2 separate regions of the Mus musculus genome follow, and region 2 is linked to region 1. The links are chromatin loops, found by intact Hi-C in ENCODE. Cell type or tissue: heart. All regions are shown on one strand.

The links. Hi-C counts contacts between places; a loop is a spot of excess contacts. Peaks named below come from ENCODE experiments on the same cell type or tissue, not always from the same donor. Only the 100,000 strongest peaks of a DNase experiment are listed, where the experiment ranks them.
Region 2: a loop joins it to region 1, with 10 times the contacts of the local background. A loop is called at or near these places in 7 of 42 quality-filtered maps.

Annotation. Positions count from the first base shown.
Region 1 is chr14:74,784,550-74,792,549 of GRCm38, reverse strand. Lrch1 (leucine-rich repeats and calponin homology (CH) domain containing 1) reads left to right here. Exons shown (of 19, transcript NM_001252132.1): 16 at 6,160-6,269; 17 at 6,922-7,059. Among named protein-coding and RNA genes, the nearest start is that of Gm52135, 30 kb to the left of the region's middle. In heart, a CTCF peak has its summit at 3,589; no DNase peak of the experiment used is centred here.
Region 2 is chr14:74,986,007-74,994,006 of GRCm38, reverse strand. It overlaps Gm4278 (predicted gene 4278), which reads right to left. Exons shown (of 3, transcript NR_046078.1): 3 at 6,903-8,000. Among named protein-coding and RNA genes, the nearest start is that of Gm4278, 15 kb to the right of the region's middle. In heart, a CTCF peak has its summit at 3,300 (motif pointing right); no DNase peak of the experiment used is centred here; H3K27ac peaks cover 294 bases.

The DNA of each region.
Region 1 (8,000 bases):
TGTTTTGATGACCTCCCAATCATTAAATTATTTCCATTGCTAATTCATAACTGTAATCTTGTTTCTGTTATGAGTCATCTTTGTTGTCTGCCAGTAAGGGACTCGAGTGGAAAGGGATGTCCAACCCTCTGAAGGGTCACAACCCACAGCTTGAGCACTGCAGGTCTCAAAAATTTTCACTGAAAATAGTCATGATTTTTTTAAAGAGCAATCATGATACAAAATCCCCTCCTTATGTCATCCTGCTTTAAATTCTGAGCACCGACAGGAGGAGGAAGAGAAGGAGGAGGAGGAGGGTTAGAGAGAATTTTTCTTTCTAAGCTGTTCTTTGGTATAAAACCGGAAGATCAAGCTATGAAAAAGAAGTGTTTCTGTTTTATGAAATCCTGGCTACTATAGGTATAATGCTCTCTATTGGAAATAAGGCTATTATGAAAGATTCATGTGTGAGTTATTTCCTGAGGAGTAATATCTGAAACCAGAGGGCCATGTTTTTTTGTTTTTGTTTTTTTCAATCCTGGAAAGGTCTAAAGACTTTTAACAGCAGAATTTCTATGCTGGTATGTGGCTGTGATAGAGCTCAGATAGGAGGTCTGTATTGCAGGTCTTAACTGTCACCTGTCAGACAAACCATCCTTCATTGGACAGGTGAGGAGCTGATGTGGGCGGTACTGGGCCAGTCTTCTTTTTATTAAAAATTCTGAGATGTCCACAGCCAATAACCATTATGAACATTTAAAAACAAAATAACTTTGCATTTATTACATGGCCTTTTTTCCCCCTGTGTATAACAAATCAGGAGCCTAACCACATTATACCACAGCAGTAATAAAAGGATTGTTTTCATATTCCTCTGGATCGGGCAACCATGTCAGATGTTTCTGATGGTTTACATTTTTTTCTTTATTTGCAGTTTGTCCATAGTGTCACATACCTTTTCAGTCCCTGCGCATGAGACTTGGCCTTGTGACTGCAGTGCTTCCTAACTCAGTGGAAAAGCTGAGGAATGTAGCCCACTCACTGTGTTGTCCTTAACGCTTCCATAGAAACAGACTCTTCTACTCTGTGGGCTTTCTTGGCATGTCCAGAAATGCTTATCTCCACAATTGTGTTGTTTTTTCATTATCTGACACCACAGCTGTCCAGCCTTGCAAACAAGATACCTTAGATAATCATGACGTTTCATTATTAACTTGGTCAAACTTAGAGTATTCATCTCATTGCCCATCTTTGTACACAAAGATTTCTCTTTTCATTTAAATCCCTTCTAACGTTCTGTTCCAGATTGAGCTCATTTTAAATTCACCATTGTCTTTGTAACATGGTCTTCAAAGAGATTTTTAAAAAAAGAAAAAAATGGGGGACAGGCGGGAAGGACCTTGAACATCTGGAGACCCACAGTTTCTGAAATCATTCTTCTCAGAGGGACAGCATGACATGGACGTCCATCTGTGGCGCTGCCTGCCCCACCACAGCCTGGGGTGCCTTCACTTCCTGAGAACCCATCCTCTTCCCCTGCCCTAATTCTTGTGCCTTCGTTTGTGGCTTCGTCTTCCCCTTTCCCATTCACTTGGAAGTCAAAAGCCAGTCCTGGCCTCGCTTGAGGTGTTTCTGCCTTTTCATTCCTGGTGAATTGGTGGGCACCACTCTAGACTTACTTAGAATTGATCTTTGTGTGACAGTGAGTGAGGGGACATCCATCTCCAGCCAGTTTATAGGCATCTTGGTTTCCTTGGTGATGACAGCGTAGCATTGAGGTCTTATTCTCCCCAGTACAAAAGTAAGGATGCCGAGGGCGTGGGAGCTCCTCGGGGACTCTCAGCTCTGGCTTCAGATTAGAATGTCTGGTCCCCATGTTCAGAGATAGTAAGTGACAGAGCCTAAGCATTTACCTCTTTGTCATTTATGTGTCCGTGGTAGACAGAGATACATTGTTTATGTGCACATTGACATGTGAGTTAAATAAACTGCTCAAGATAATGGAAGGGCTATTTCAGCATTTGAAGGGCAGTAAAGGGACCTGATTTACTTGGTGCTCCAGAAGGAAATGGATGAATTCATTTGCCTGATTTCTAACTCCTAAGAGTCGCAGTCTAAAGCTTATACTTGTCACGGTATCCCTGCCTTGCATTTGAATCTATTAAAAGGCACTCTAGTCCGCATTCTTAACTTCCAAGGAAGAGGAAGCTAAGTTTCAAAGCCCTGTGCTTCCACAGAGAAGCAAAGTGCATAGGTTTTGTTTGTTTGTTTTTTTGTCTCAGTGTCATGGTAAGGTTCACTTAGTGTATGGTTTAGCACTGTGAGCTCTCTTTGCTTAGCTGAAAGGTGACACTTGGAGAATGGGTTTTGTGTTCGTGTTTCGTACCCCTGCTAAGTGCTTCCCTATGCTAAGCGTGCCTCTAACATTACAACCAGACAGTCTCCACTGTTGTGGAACCTAAATTTGGAAGTTAATGTGTTCAGATCTGGAGAGTAATTTGGGATTTTTTTTTTTTCTGTCAGAGGAGAAATTAAGAAATGAATCACCAGGGTAAGGTCATTTCTGCAAAGATGATCTTCAGATCCTTACTCCTGTCTTTCCTGGGAGGTTTTGAAACACAGGTTTCATTTACTCCTCAACAAACATGCGTCTCAGCACACAGCTTTGTGGGATGCAGAAAGAGCCTGCAACTGGGCTCTTGCAGAGCTATGGATTTTATGGGGTAATACAGAATGATAAGTGCCAAGAGGTACGCAGCTAATTATCTTTGGGCATTCACAGGAAGTAGAGATTATGCCAGTTCAGGGATACAGTGAAGAGACCAGAGACTTTCAAGGATGGAAAGATCAGCGGAGTCCTCTGTATGCATGTCTCAACCTCCTCAATAGGCCATGTTTAGAGATTGTCTCCTGCTAAGTGAGCTACAGCCAGCAGGTCTTATGTCCTGTTCTCACTGTTAGTGACGTGCCCCTTAATCATTAAACAGCTCTTGAAATGCAATGGTAGGGAGTTAACACCAGTCAGGATAATTCTCATAGGCATCAATTCCCTGAAGACTTGATCCAGAAAGAAGTAAGCTGGCAGGCTTATTAGCTGAAAGAGTTTCTTTATTTTCAAACCGTTCACGGTAGTTATAATTAATTATATAATTTTAGTGTATATACTCATATGCTTCTCATTTCTAATCACTGCATGTACATTTGAAATATTTGTTTTAAAATAGAAAGGACAGCTGAGAGACCTTCAACGCTTGGTGATTGCTTGCTAGTCACAGAAATCTACCCCAGTGGGCACTTTTGCTTTTGTAATTTGCAAAGGACTTTAAAATAAACAGGCATGCCAGGAAATTAAGAGCCAGACCTGATGGTATCACTCTGATATCCCTCACGCTGCTCTGCTAACATACATGCTCGAGTGTGTGCAGTTACCCCAGAGATTGCAGGTCACTTAACTTCCTCATATTTTCATATTCGGAATGAAATCGTCCAATAAAAACATATTGAAAGTATTAAGCATGCCGTATTAGATAAGATTTCCCCAGAATAAAGTCAAAAGGGAAATGGCCTCCAAAGCAAACAGCAAACTGTTAGAATAGGGTCACGGCGCCCCTTGGTGACATGTGTGTGCACTACCAAGCTCCGTCCACATTCCTTGACTTTTTTTGGTAAATTCAATTAACATCTTTGTGAGAAGAGGTTGCTTTTGGGTTTTACATTGTATTTTCTTTTAGTTGCTGGACTTCCTCTGGCAGGTGCAGTTTGCTCTCTCAGGCTTCTAATGTCCTTTCTCCATCACGTTCCTCTCAGAGCCCAGCTGCCCCATCACCTCACCCTTCTTTTGCGAGCTTTGCCTTTTTCTGTTCTTGCTCTGCCTTTTTCCATTCTTGCTCTGACCAATCTTACGTCCTGTGGACTTTGGCTCCTGTGGGGCCTTGGTGAGAGACTCCTGAGTGGACAAGCCTTTGGCTTTTTTAACCAGTGACCTTTTGGTTCACTTCCATCCTGAGACGGGGGGCACAACCTCCTTTCTGTGGCTCCGGAAAGCCTTGTGCTCATGCACTCAGCCTCATTCTCCGTGAACTGTATCAGTCAACGATGGCATCCACCTCATCTTTCCAGGCATCTTGGTTCTAGAATCTTTGAACCCATGTAAAAAGAAAACTGGAAGACAGAGATGGATACAGCCTCACAGTGCTGGGTATTTAATCACTCGAAGCATGCATGGGCCTTTTCCTCAATGTGTTATACTTGTGAGCCATATTTACTCTTCAAAGGGTGACAAACTGAACCATTGTAAGAAATGGCCAAATGAACGTTGTAGGTCCTTTGTATTCAGCATTATTTCTATGACCATGGCTGTAACTGCTGCAGTCGGGCGTCCATCCCTCTTACTTGGGGTGGTGGTTTCTTACATAGGAGTTCTTTGCACAGATTGTTTGGAGTGGCTTTGTCCTACCACCACCTCCTAGCCCCATCTAAACATCTCTACATAGAAAACCAGACCATCCCACTCCCCAACAGCCTTGTGTCTTCAGGCAAAAAAAAAAAAAATCTCTAAAAAGAAAAACTTAAGACTTCTGCTAAAATGAACACACACACACCCTCCCCTTTTTGATACAGGGCCTCTCTGTCTAGCTCTGACTGGCGTATGATTCACCAGGGTAGTCATTAACTCACAGAGATCTGTCTGCATCTGTTTTCCAAGTGCTGGGATAAAAGGCGTGTGCCTCCCTGCCCAGCTACTAAAATCATTCTTTACATGTAAAACATCTTTATAAGACTGTAAATCCACTTTTATTTAATTTTCATTAGCTTACATCTGTGGGGTGTGGCATCCCACAGATTTTGTGTCCGCTGCCCTTTGCAAAGAGATTGTTTGAGAATTTGGTGCAAACTACGCCAAGGTTTCCCTGGGCCAGAGTTATCTTTCCCTAGAGCACTCTGGTTTTGTTTGGTTTGCCTCTGGGAGTCCTTGGATTGTGTTTTACTCTATATACCTAAGCACATCTCTTACCTAAGGAGAATTTAGTTTCATCTCCGGCACACACACCTTCAACGTTACGAAGAGCTGTGCTCTCATTAGCTACTGAGACCTCCCTTACAACCAGCAAAAAAGTCCATGCAAACACAGCCCTCCTCATACACTTGGTTTTTAGACATCCTGTTCCTGGCATGGCCCCACAGGTGCAAAGATGGTGCAAAGCCACACGGAGAATATATTTTAATCATCCCAATTGATGTTATCACCTTGAAGTTTAGAGCATATGATTTTTGCGAGTTTTTTTTTTCCCCCATTGTTCATTTGTTCTGTCCTGTTCTGTACAGTGCTGGGTTTAACTTAAAAAGAGATTTATTTATTGTTATTTTATGCATATGGATGTTTTGTCTATGTGTGTGTCTGTTTGCCATGTGTATCCCTGGTACCCTCAGAAGCTAAAAGAGAAGGTCAGATCCTCTGGAACTGGAGTTAAAGATAATTGTGAACCACCATGTAGGTGCTGGGAATCGAACCTGGGTCCTCTGGAAGAGCAGACATTGTTTATAACTGCTGACCTATCTTTCTATCCCCGAGAGTATGTGTTTTCTTTATTCCTTCCGACAAAGCAATGTTTTCAGTCACTGCTCTGTAGGAAGCCTAAGATCCTCAAGCCAGTGGTGATAGAGTCCCCTCTAGTCCAGCCAGCGTTTTAGACTGTCACCTGCACTCGAGCTGAATGTTTGAACACCTGGCCAGTGATGGGACAGAAGTCAGAATATGTAGTTCTACAATAGCATCAATTCTAACATCTTTTTATTTGATCAAAATTACTTAATTTAAAGAAAGAGAAAACATATGATTAGAATATCGATTAGAACAGAAGGTAACACTGGACATGATGACAGATGACAGCTTTTGTCTGAGTAGTGACAGCATAGTCTCATCTCCACTCCGATGAGACCTGTCTCTCAATTCAGTTTATTTTCAGCTCAAACCGAGTTCTGCAGTGCACACAACCCAGAAGGGTAACTCAGGAGACCTGTGTCCCTTAGAGCATTCACAGCCAACTCTTGCTATGACTCTGGAATTTCTCTGTGAGAGTGAATGATAAAACAATCTGGAATAAGTAAATAATTTATCTGAAATTAGGAATAGCCCTGTGTGGTAATACAGATTGGTTTCTTTCTCCATTTCTATTGAAGTGTTTCTAAGACCGCAGAGAAACTTGGAATCTATAGACCCACAGTTTACGATCCGGAGGAAGATGGAGCAGATGAGAGAGGAGAAGGAGCTGGTGGAGCAACTCCGAGAGGTACTGGGGCGTGGCCTGTGCCTGAGCGCGATGCGCAGAATCACGCAGCGCTCTGTGTGTTGGAAAAGCTGGCCTGGAGGCCTCCCTTGCGCACCATCCCAGTTTCAGTTCTGCAGCTTCTAATTCAGACATTTCAACACAACCGTATCTGTCTTTATACAGAGCGTTTTTTTTTTTTTTTAATACTTGAGATATTTAATGAATGTGAGTGTTTTCCAGACATTCACTGTGTGTCTGGGGTATGCATGTCGATGTGTGAGAGTGAGCATGTATGTGTGTGTGAATATGCACATGTATGTGGCGGAAAAGAGATAACCCGAGGTGTTACGTACATTTTTGGTTTTGATTCAGGGTCTCTCTCACTCGCCTGGACCTTACTGACTAGATTAATCTGGCTGGCTAGCAAGTCTCAGGATCCCCTAGAATCCACTTGCCCAGCGGCTGGGATTACAGGCACACACTGCCATGTCAGACTCTCTGGGGTCTGCTATCAAACTCGCATCCTTGCAAACACTTTCCTGACAAAACCATCACCCCATCTCCAGACATTCTTATGTTTGTCCCCTCACTGACAAGAGCACTTGGGTTTATACATACTTGCAGGTGTATTTACCACCGTAGCAAACTGGCTCTTTCTGCTTCCCATCCCCAGAGCATCGAGATGAGGCTGAAGGTGACCCTTCATGAAGACCTGGGGGCGGCACTCATGGATGGTGTCGTCCTCTGCCACCTGGCCAACCACGTCCGTCCGAGATCTGTCGCCAGCATCCATGTCCCCTCACCGGCTGTTGTAAGTACAGATAAAGGAAAATGGCATAGAATGAGCTCTGTTTGTACAGAGTTGTTGGTTAAAGATGCCAGTGGGGCCTCCAGGAACCTGACTGCCTGGACCCTTTCTGTTGGACCTCACCCACACAAGTAGAAGAACAGAGCAAAGCAAGGAAGCAGAATTTTCACTAAAGGAAGACTATTTCCAAACAAGCATGAGAAAGGCAGAAAAGTAACTGTCTCAGGTGTGGATTTTAAAGAAGTTACTGATGAATGTTCTGGGTTAAAGGCCAGAGCACAGAGATTTGGCCCTCACAAAGGGATATTTAAACCGTGAGGTCTCTTCAGAAGGCTGTCTGGTTGAGGGCTGTTTCTAGGTGGACTCTCATGCTTTTCTTCTCATAGGGTCTCACTCTGTGTTCACAAGATAGCCCAAGTTGGCCCTGGGCATGTAAATCTCCTGCCTCACCTTCTCTGTTGCTGGTTGGGGTCTCTTCTCTTTCTTGTTCGTTGAGGATTTTACAGTAGCTTATGAAGATAGTCAAATGTATAAGGCATCCTTAATAACCTACCCATTGGGGCATCACTCAGCTGGTTCTTCTCCTTCCTCCCCATCCTCTCCTAGGGATCAAACCCAGGGCCTTTGCTCTCCCCCCACCGCCCCCGAGCTATGTATCTTAGTCCTGACCCGTGTCCTAGATACCACAGAGCCCGTGGCAGGTGAAAGAACGCTATGGGGGCAGTTTGTGATCCTGTGTGAAAGACTAGAGGAATCAGAGACAGCCTTGTCTTTGAAGCCCACGTAGGGTTACATAAACAAGAGCAGAAAGAGTTTATGTAACAGATTGGGTGCATTAGGGAAAGCTAAAGAGCTTAGGGGCTAAGATTTGAGGTTAGATTGAGATTCCAGATCTGTGCCTAAAAGCTTTGGGCAAGTTGCATCCTGTGTTTAGCTTGCTACGC
Region 2 (8,000 bases), 200 kb before region 1:
TCCTTTGGGGAAGGTGGACTCAGAACAATTCCCACAGGAAAGCAAGTGGGTAGGCTCCTTCTATATGGGCAAGAATGCCAACCAGTGACATAAGGAGTTGTCTTGAGCCAGTGACCCTCAAAATTAGGACATGTCCAGGGGTATAGACAAGACATACACAAGGGGGTGCAAATGAGGAGGCGGGGGGAGAGAGAGACAGAGACAGGGACAGAGACAGAGAGAGAGTTAGAGGTGACCCTGAAGGCAAAGATAACATGATAGATGTGGTAAACTTTATGAAAGAAATCACTCATCACAGTCTGAAGCTAGAACAAAGAAAAGCAAAATATCACACAGTGATGCTCCCTGATGTAGGCTGACCTGACAGAAACCACACCGTAAGCATCAATAACAGCTTAAATTAATGTACTAACTGTCGGTCTCTGTGTGCATTAGACTTTAAAAAAAATAGCAAAACACGCAAGTTTTAGTCTCTGTTATAGGTGAGGATGCGAAGGCAGAGAAACCAGTTACATAAGCGGTGTAACTAGTGAAGAGAGACTACAGAGTCCAGTATTTGAGAGTTCTACACAACACTCCTGACACTCACTGCTGCCCAGGACTATAATTTCAGTCTATTCATTATTTAGTCTGATTAATTAAGGTTGCTGGGTAGAGATGGTTACTTCTAGCATCTAAATAAGGTTTTAAAATCTACCAAAATGTTTTGTGCATATATGCCTACCCATCCAAACAGTCTTCTCTGGTGAGTACCCCATCACATTCCCATATACTGAAGTCATCCCTCGATCACTCAGAACACCTAATAAACTGTGAGGTCTACGTAAGTGTTTTGTTATTCTGCATTGTTTAGGAACGGCCGGCAAGAAATGAAGCCAGTGCAGGTTCAGTTACATAGGAATTTAAACAACATCTTTGAGTCAGTGCAAACTGAATCTGTACATACAAAGTTACAAACAGAGGATCTACTTAGAGTTTTTGCCTGTTCTTTGCTTTGAACACAAATTCGCGCCTGGCTATTTCATTGACCCACCGGATGGGTATTTATTGTTCAGCGTGCTGAGCCTCGGGTGGATAGGAGTGAGCAGTTATTGGCCTCAAGACAGAAATTGCACTCATGAAACATGTCTGTTAATGAAAGTCAGATGAACACAAGGCAAGTTACCAGCCCTTTGTGATTGGGAAAATAATTATTTTAAATCAAATTTTAAGTATGTTTTTAAAAATTTTATACACGAATATTCTATTTAAATCATTTCCACCCTTCCTTCGTCACCCTCCAACTCTTCCCATACCCCTTAGCCTCCTCAAATGATTAAAGAAAACCTTTACTTCTTTAATTATTATTAAATTATACACACACACAGATGCACACACACAGATGCACACACACACACAGATGCACACACACACAGATGCACACACATCCTGCTGAGTCTGTCAGTGCTGCTAGTATTTATATGATCATGACTGACCACTAAAATTGGATAACTTACAATCAAGGGATTGATGCCTAAGTACCCTTGTGTGCTGACTAGACTTTTTGTCACCAGCTAGGGTCATCTGGGAAGAGGAAGCCTCAATTGAGAAAGTGCCTCCAACAGATGGGCCTGTAGGCAAGTTGATGGGGGAATTTTCCTCATTAATGACTGATGTAAGAGGACCCACGTCACTAGGGGTGGTGACAGGGTCCTGGGTGCTATAAGAACACAGGCTGAGCAAGAAGCCAGTAAGCACCATTCCCCACATGGCCTCTGCTTCAGTTTCTTCCTCTGGGTTCCTGCCTTCAGGACCAGACTTCAGTTCATGATGGACTGTGATGTGACATGCAAGCCAAGCAAACCCTTCCTCTCCAAGTGGCTTTTGGTTGGGATGTTTTAATACAGCAATTGAAAGTAAGCAGGAGAGATGGCTCAGTGGTTAAGAGCACTGACTGCTCTTCCAGAGGCCCTGAGTTCAGTTCCCAGCAAACACATGGCGGCTCACAACCATCTGTAATAAGATCCAATGCCCACTTCTGGTGTGTCTGAAGACAGTGACAGTGTACTCATTAAAATGAATAAACAAATCTTTTAAAAATGTATATAACAATTTATTCACATTATATTTCCATTGCCCTGGTTAAAAACTAGTATTTAACCTGGGAAACAGCTTAATGTGTAAAAGCTCTTGCTCTGTGATAAGGAGAACTGTGATGGTTTGTATATTCTTGAACCAGGGAGTGGCACCATTTGGAGGTGTGGCCTTGTTGGAATAGGTGTGACCTGGTTGGAGTAGGTGTGTCACTGTGAGTGTGGGCATAAGATCCTCACCCTAGTTGCCTGGAAATCAGTCTTCTACTAGCAGCCTTTGAATGAAGACATAGAACTCACAGCTCTGCATGCACTATGCCTGCCTGGATGCTGCCATGCTCCCACCTTGATGATAATGGACTGAACCTCTGAACCTATAAGCCAGCCCCAATTAAATGTTGTTTTTTATAAGACTTGCCTTGGTCATGGTGTCTGTTCACAGCAGTAAAACCCTAACTAAGACAAGAGCCCAAGTTTTAATCCCCATTGTCCACATTGATGATCATGGCTGTAATCGCAGAATGGGGATGGGGGCAGAGATAGACAGATCCTCCTAGCAACTTCTTGTTCAGCCCAGCCAAAGCACCAAACTTCCTGTTCAATGAAGGGACCCATCTAGAGGTTATAAGCCGAGAGCTGTAGTGGAAGACATCTGATATCATTGGGTCTCTAAATGTATGCATGTGGGTGGGTATGCATATTCATATGCCTATACATATGTGTCACACTAGGAGGAGGAGGAGGAGGAGGAGGAGGAGAAAGAAAGAAAGAAAGAAAGAAAGAAAGAAAGAAAGGAAGGAAGGAAGGAAGAAAGAAAGAAAGAAAGAAAGAAAGAAAGAAAGAAAGAAAGAAAGAAAGAAAGAAAGAGCACCTTGAAAGATGAGCAGCTAGTTGTCTGAGGGTTGAGGGAGACAATGATAGAGGAGCTACCAGGAAAAAAAGACATGTGCTAGATCCTGAATTCTTCTGGCCTTGACCTTCTGAGACTGTGGAATTATGAAAAGATCTTTCATCTGTGGTCTCATTACGCATTTACTAAAGCAACTTCATAAGCTTATACAAAAAGATTACAACCACATAACTATACCTTTAGCCTGTGGAACATTCTGATATGAATTTGCTAAGAGACATGCCAGTGAAAGCAGCAACGGGTCTCAAAGACAGCAATTAGGCATGATTGAATACACATGCCCCAGCAACACAGAACTTCATTACAGTTGTCTTTTAAATAGAAAACCACAAGAGGGCACCAGACTTCACTTTTCTTGAAAACAGCTACCATGCACTGTAAAGTTTGAAACAGGTCCCAAAGTTCAAGGGCATCTGGGGTGGGGGGTGGGGGAGGGAACCTTATTCTTTAATGTGTGCTTCTGCTCTCTAATAAAATTGTAAACATATATCTTCATGTAATTTTTCATGAATGTGGATAATGATATTGTTTTTCAAACTCAATATATATATATATATATATATTTTTTTTTAACTAAATTATTGTTTCTTGCATTCAGATTCAGGTCTAATAGTCTATAGCTGATGAACGAAGCAAAGAAACATCCAGATTGCTTCTTGATACTCATCTCCCAGCCTGGGTAGCCTCTGCTGGCCCATGGGAAGTTGGCTCCTTTGTTTATTTATTCATCCACTTAGCAAATCTTCCTTCAGGTTTTACTATGTGTGGGCAAGCTGCTGGCTGTTGAAACATCTGTACAAACCCAAGGGCCCTGCCCTCAATGAGTTTATCATCTAAAATGAACCAGACACATAAACAGACAAACAAGGAGTGGGCAGTGCTCTGAGGGCGTGGTGTCTATGCCACTGTGTGTCCCCAAAACCCCAGTTGTTGACAGTGTAGGGATAAGAGGCCTGGGGAACTGTGAGCTGGGCTTCAGTGTTAGTCCTGCCTGAGTCTCTGGTTGCGAGCTCTCTGACCTCATCTACCTCAGTTTACCCGTAGAGCTGAAACTGTTGCCCTCAATAATCTGAGACTCAAGCCTCGATATCAAACATGACATTTCAAGGCTTTCTTTTTTTATTGTGGCAAAACATGTACATATTTATAACCATTGAAGTGTGTGTGTGTGTGTGTGTGTGTGTGTGTGTGTGTGTTGCCATAATCTTAACCTATTTAAAGTGTGAAATTCTGTGACATTGAATGCATTCACCTTTTTGTACAACCGACACCATTTCTGGAATTTTCTCATTGACTCAAACAGAGACTTTGTCTGGGTCCCTAGAAGAGCCTCGCTGTTCTTTACCCAGCGGAGCTCCAGCGTTTACCCATCCTTGGTATCTGCTCTAAGGCCTCCTGCTAAGCTTCCTCACTCTCTAAAGAGTGGCAAAGGCCACCAATACCTCTGCTGCCCAGCTCTTCCCCCCACCAATACCTCCTCCTCTGCCTATGCTCCTCCCCCACACCATCCTCCTGGCTTTCTATCTTCAGGAGTTACTTCTCCTTTTCTAAGATTAAGGCTAAATTCCCAGGCGGCTTCTTACAGCAGTGAGACAGCTCAATGGCTCAGAGTCTCACTGTTTTCCTTATAAGTCCAGCTCCAGGGGATGAGATAGTCTTTTCTGACCTCCTTAGGCACCTACATGCACAGGGCATACATTCACATAGACAGACAGACAGACAGACAGACACACACACACACACACACAAAACACACACACACACCCAACACACACACACACACACACACACACACACACACACACACACACTCAGAGATCTTTTTAAAAATATGTAAAGCAAATTAGAACCACTTTCACTATTAGAGTTATGTGCTGGCGAGTTTTACGTCAACCTTATACAAACTGTAGTTATCTGAGCAGAGGGAACCTCAGCTGAGGAAATGCCTCCCTAAGATCTTGCTTATAGGCAAGCCCATAGAGCATTTTCCTAGTTAGTGATTGGTGGAGGAGGGCCCAGGCCTGGGCTGGTGGTCCTGGGTTCTTTAAGAAAGCAGGCTGAGCAAGCCAGTAAGCAGCACTACCCCATGGCCTCTGCATCAGCTCCTGCCTTCAGGCCCCTGACCTGTTTGAGTTCCTGTCCTTACTTCTTCAGTGGTGAATACAACACGGAAGTGTAAGGCAAAGAAACCCTTTCCTCCCCAGATTGCTTTTGGTCGTGGTGGTTCATCGCAATAGCGTAACCCCAAGTAAGACAAGTCAACTTGTGTAAAAGTGCATCTCCATGGATATATTTAGAAGGAAAACCTTTCACACATAAAATTATGGAAACCATACTTGGATACAAAATGTGAGTTTTAGCAATTAATAACAGGAATCCATATTATTACTTTTCACAGTGCTGAACAGTTACGAGTGATTTTTCTGTAACAAATCCTTCTATGCATGCCTTCGATAACTATGATGTTTATATTCATACTTAGAGTTTTTCATACAACCAATGTATTCATTTTCTTTTTATTTTTTAAAGATGTATGTATTTATTTATTTATTATATGTAATTACACTGTCGCTGTCCTCAGACACCCCAGAAGAAGGCATCAGATCCCATTACAGATGGTTGTGGGCCATCATGTGGCTGCTGGGAATTGAACTCAGGACCTTCAGAAGAGCAGTCAGTGCTCTTAACCTCTGAGACATCTCTCCAGCCCCATTTTCTTTTTAAAAATATTTATTTTTTATTAACTTTTACGTGTGTGTGTGTGTGTGTGTGTGTGTGTGTGCAGGTGCCCACAGGGGCTAAAAGTGTTAGTTCCGCCAGAGCTGGAGTTACAGGCAGTTGTGAGCCACCTGATGTGGATGCTGGGGACCAAACTGAATTCTCTGCAAGAGGCGTTCTTCACTTAAGGGCTGAGCCATCCCCTCAGCCCTCTTAGTATTTCTTACTAACTAGGTTACATTGACAGTAACACTATTCTCCTGGGACAATCTATATCTAAACTATTCATGTCTTGTTTGAATAGCACAAATGGTAGAAAAAAAAAACCTAAACTAGTCTCAAAGAGATCTCTTGAAATGGAATAGAAAATGAGATGGCAATGACTTTTTTTAGTAAGAAAATTGATTTGTGATATATTTTCAAAAGGTCACCAGTATCAAGTTCCAACAAACTTTCCCTGCAAATGTAAATGTGACTTATTTTGGGTATGAGGGTGAACAGTCCCCCGGGACTAGCATTTTGCTCATACTGCCTGTGGCCTGAACCTGTCCAAACTGACCCATGCCTTGTTCAGCTGGAGTCTAGCTGCTAACAACTAGACTAACTGCCAGACCGATAAGCCTGCCAGAGTTAACTGTGGTCTCACATGATGATCAAAGCGTAACACAGGTTTCTCAAATGTTCTCCGAGTCTGTGTCTATGGTGGGCAGACAGGTAACAAACAGGTCGGCTTGATGAGCTCTGTCGCTCTCTTCAGTGAAGTCCACATGCTGATAGAAAAAGGGGATAACACTCCTCTACCGAGTTTCCAATGTAAGAACTCACCATCTAGCTGGGTGGGGAGGCAGACACAGGCAGATCTTCAAGTCCCAGGCCCACCTGGTTTACAGAGTGAGTTCCAGGACAGCTGGGGGGGGGGGGGGTTTCACAGAGAAACCCTTGATTGAAAAACAAAAGAGGAAAAAAAAGAGTTCAGCATCTTTTTTCTCAGGAAGCTGTTCCAACAATTGGCAGGCAACACCTTTGTTTCTTCACCTGCCTTACTAAATCTCTTTCCTGAAATTCCTTAGAATGCCACTACAGTATGTACTTTTGATATCTACCTTTTGTTTGGTGGGTTTGGTATTTTTTTTTCTTTATAGGGTCTCCACAATTTTAAGGAAAAGGCAAATCTCTTTAAAGGCATAAAAGTTACAAACTCAACTTGTCAAAGGCTTTATTTAACACAGTGATTAGTAAGGGAATTAATAAGCTATTATAACCCATGTGGGAGATTTAAATAACCACACAGGCTGATAAGGACCAAAGAGCTGAATTTACAAATAGATACACAACTAAGCCATACAAAACAATCACCCATTGCATCCTCGTGTACCCTGATTTTGGGTACACAAAAATTTACTACAGTTTAACGAGGTCTCTACATAGCTGTCAAAGAGCTCAAAGACCACAGAAGGCTGAGAAAATCAACCAGACTTGTGAGACAGCTAAACTGCTTTGGCTCATTTGGAAGTTACACACACACACACACACACACACACACACACACCCTAGCTGCTACAGTCAATCTTGACTCTATTAGGCCAGCTAATGGTAAGCCTAGTTCAAATAGTAGAGGCAACCACGTGACTCGGTTCTGACCAATTAGCTGGAAGAAGAGCCTGGGGCTGAAGGAGGGATGTTTATCTTAGAAGAAGTGACCTTTCCCCTATGTGTGGCTCTCATCTGGACACTGCCTCAAGCATCATCCAGGCTGTGGGATGGGATGTCTACCAAGGGAAGAGTAGAAATGAAGGCCAGCAGTGCTGTGGTTCCACACTTCTCTTTTTGGTATGTAACAAGTGTCGTGACTCCGACTCCAAGTGTCGTGACTCAGTTAGGGTCTTTCTGTAACCACCGGGTTGGATCTCCCAGGTCCTCTTTATCCACTGAAGGCAGCGGGCTGGTGAAAACACCCCGGAACTGTGTGGTATTTTAAAAGGAAAGTGATCCCAAGCATCATTGTTTTAAGAAATGTGTGTTGTGGCGCAAGTTAGTTCAATTTCAAACTGTAGTCCCCAGTTCTGAAGAAAAGTTAACAGGGAGGGGTATTATCCAGGGAAGATTAGAAGAGATGATATATGTTAACAAAACAGTAAGATTTTCTTCTTTCTTTTTAATCTTTACAAAATATTGAAAGCAGCTGGCACTTTAGTATCCTCAGTGAGGTCTCAGGCATGAGGGCCAATCGCTTGTTTTCTCCTCTGTTTTTAGCCATAAACATTTACCAGTTTTACCTATGGTGGATCCCTCTGCCCTTC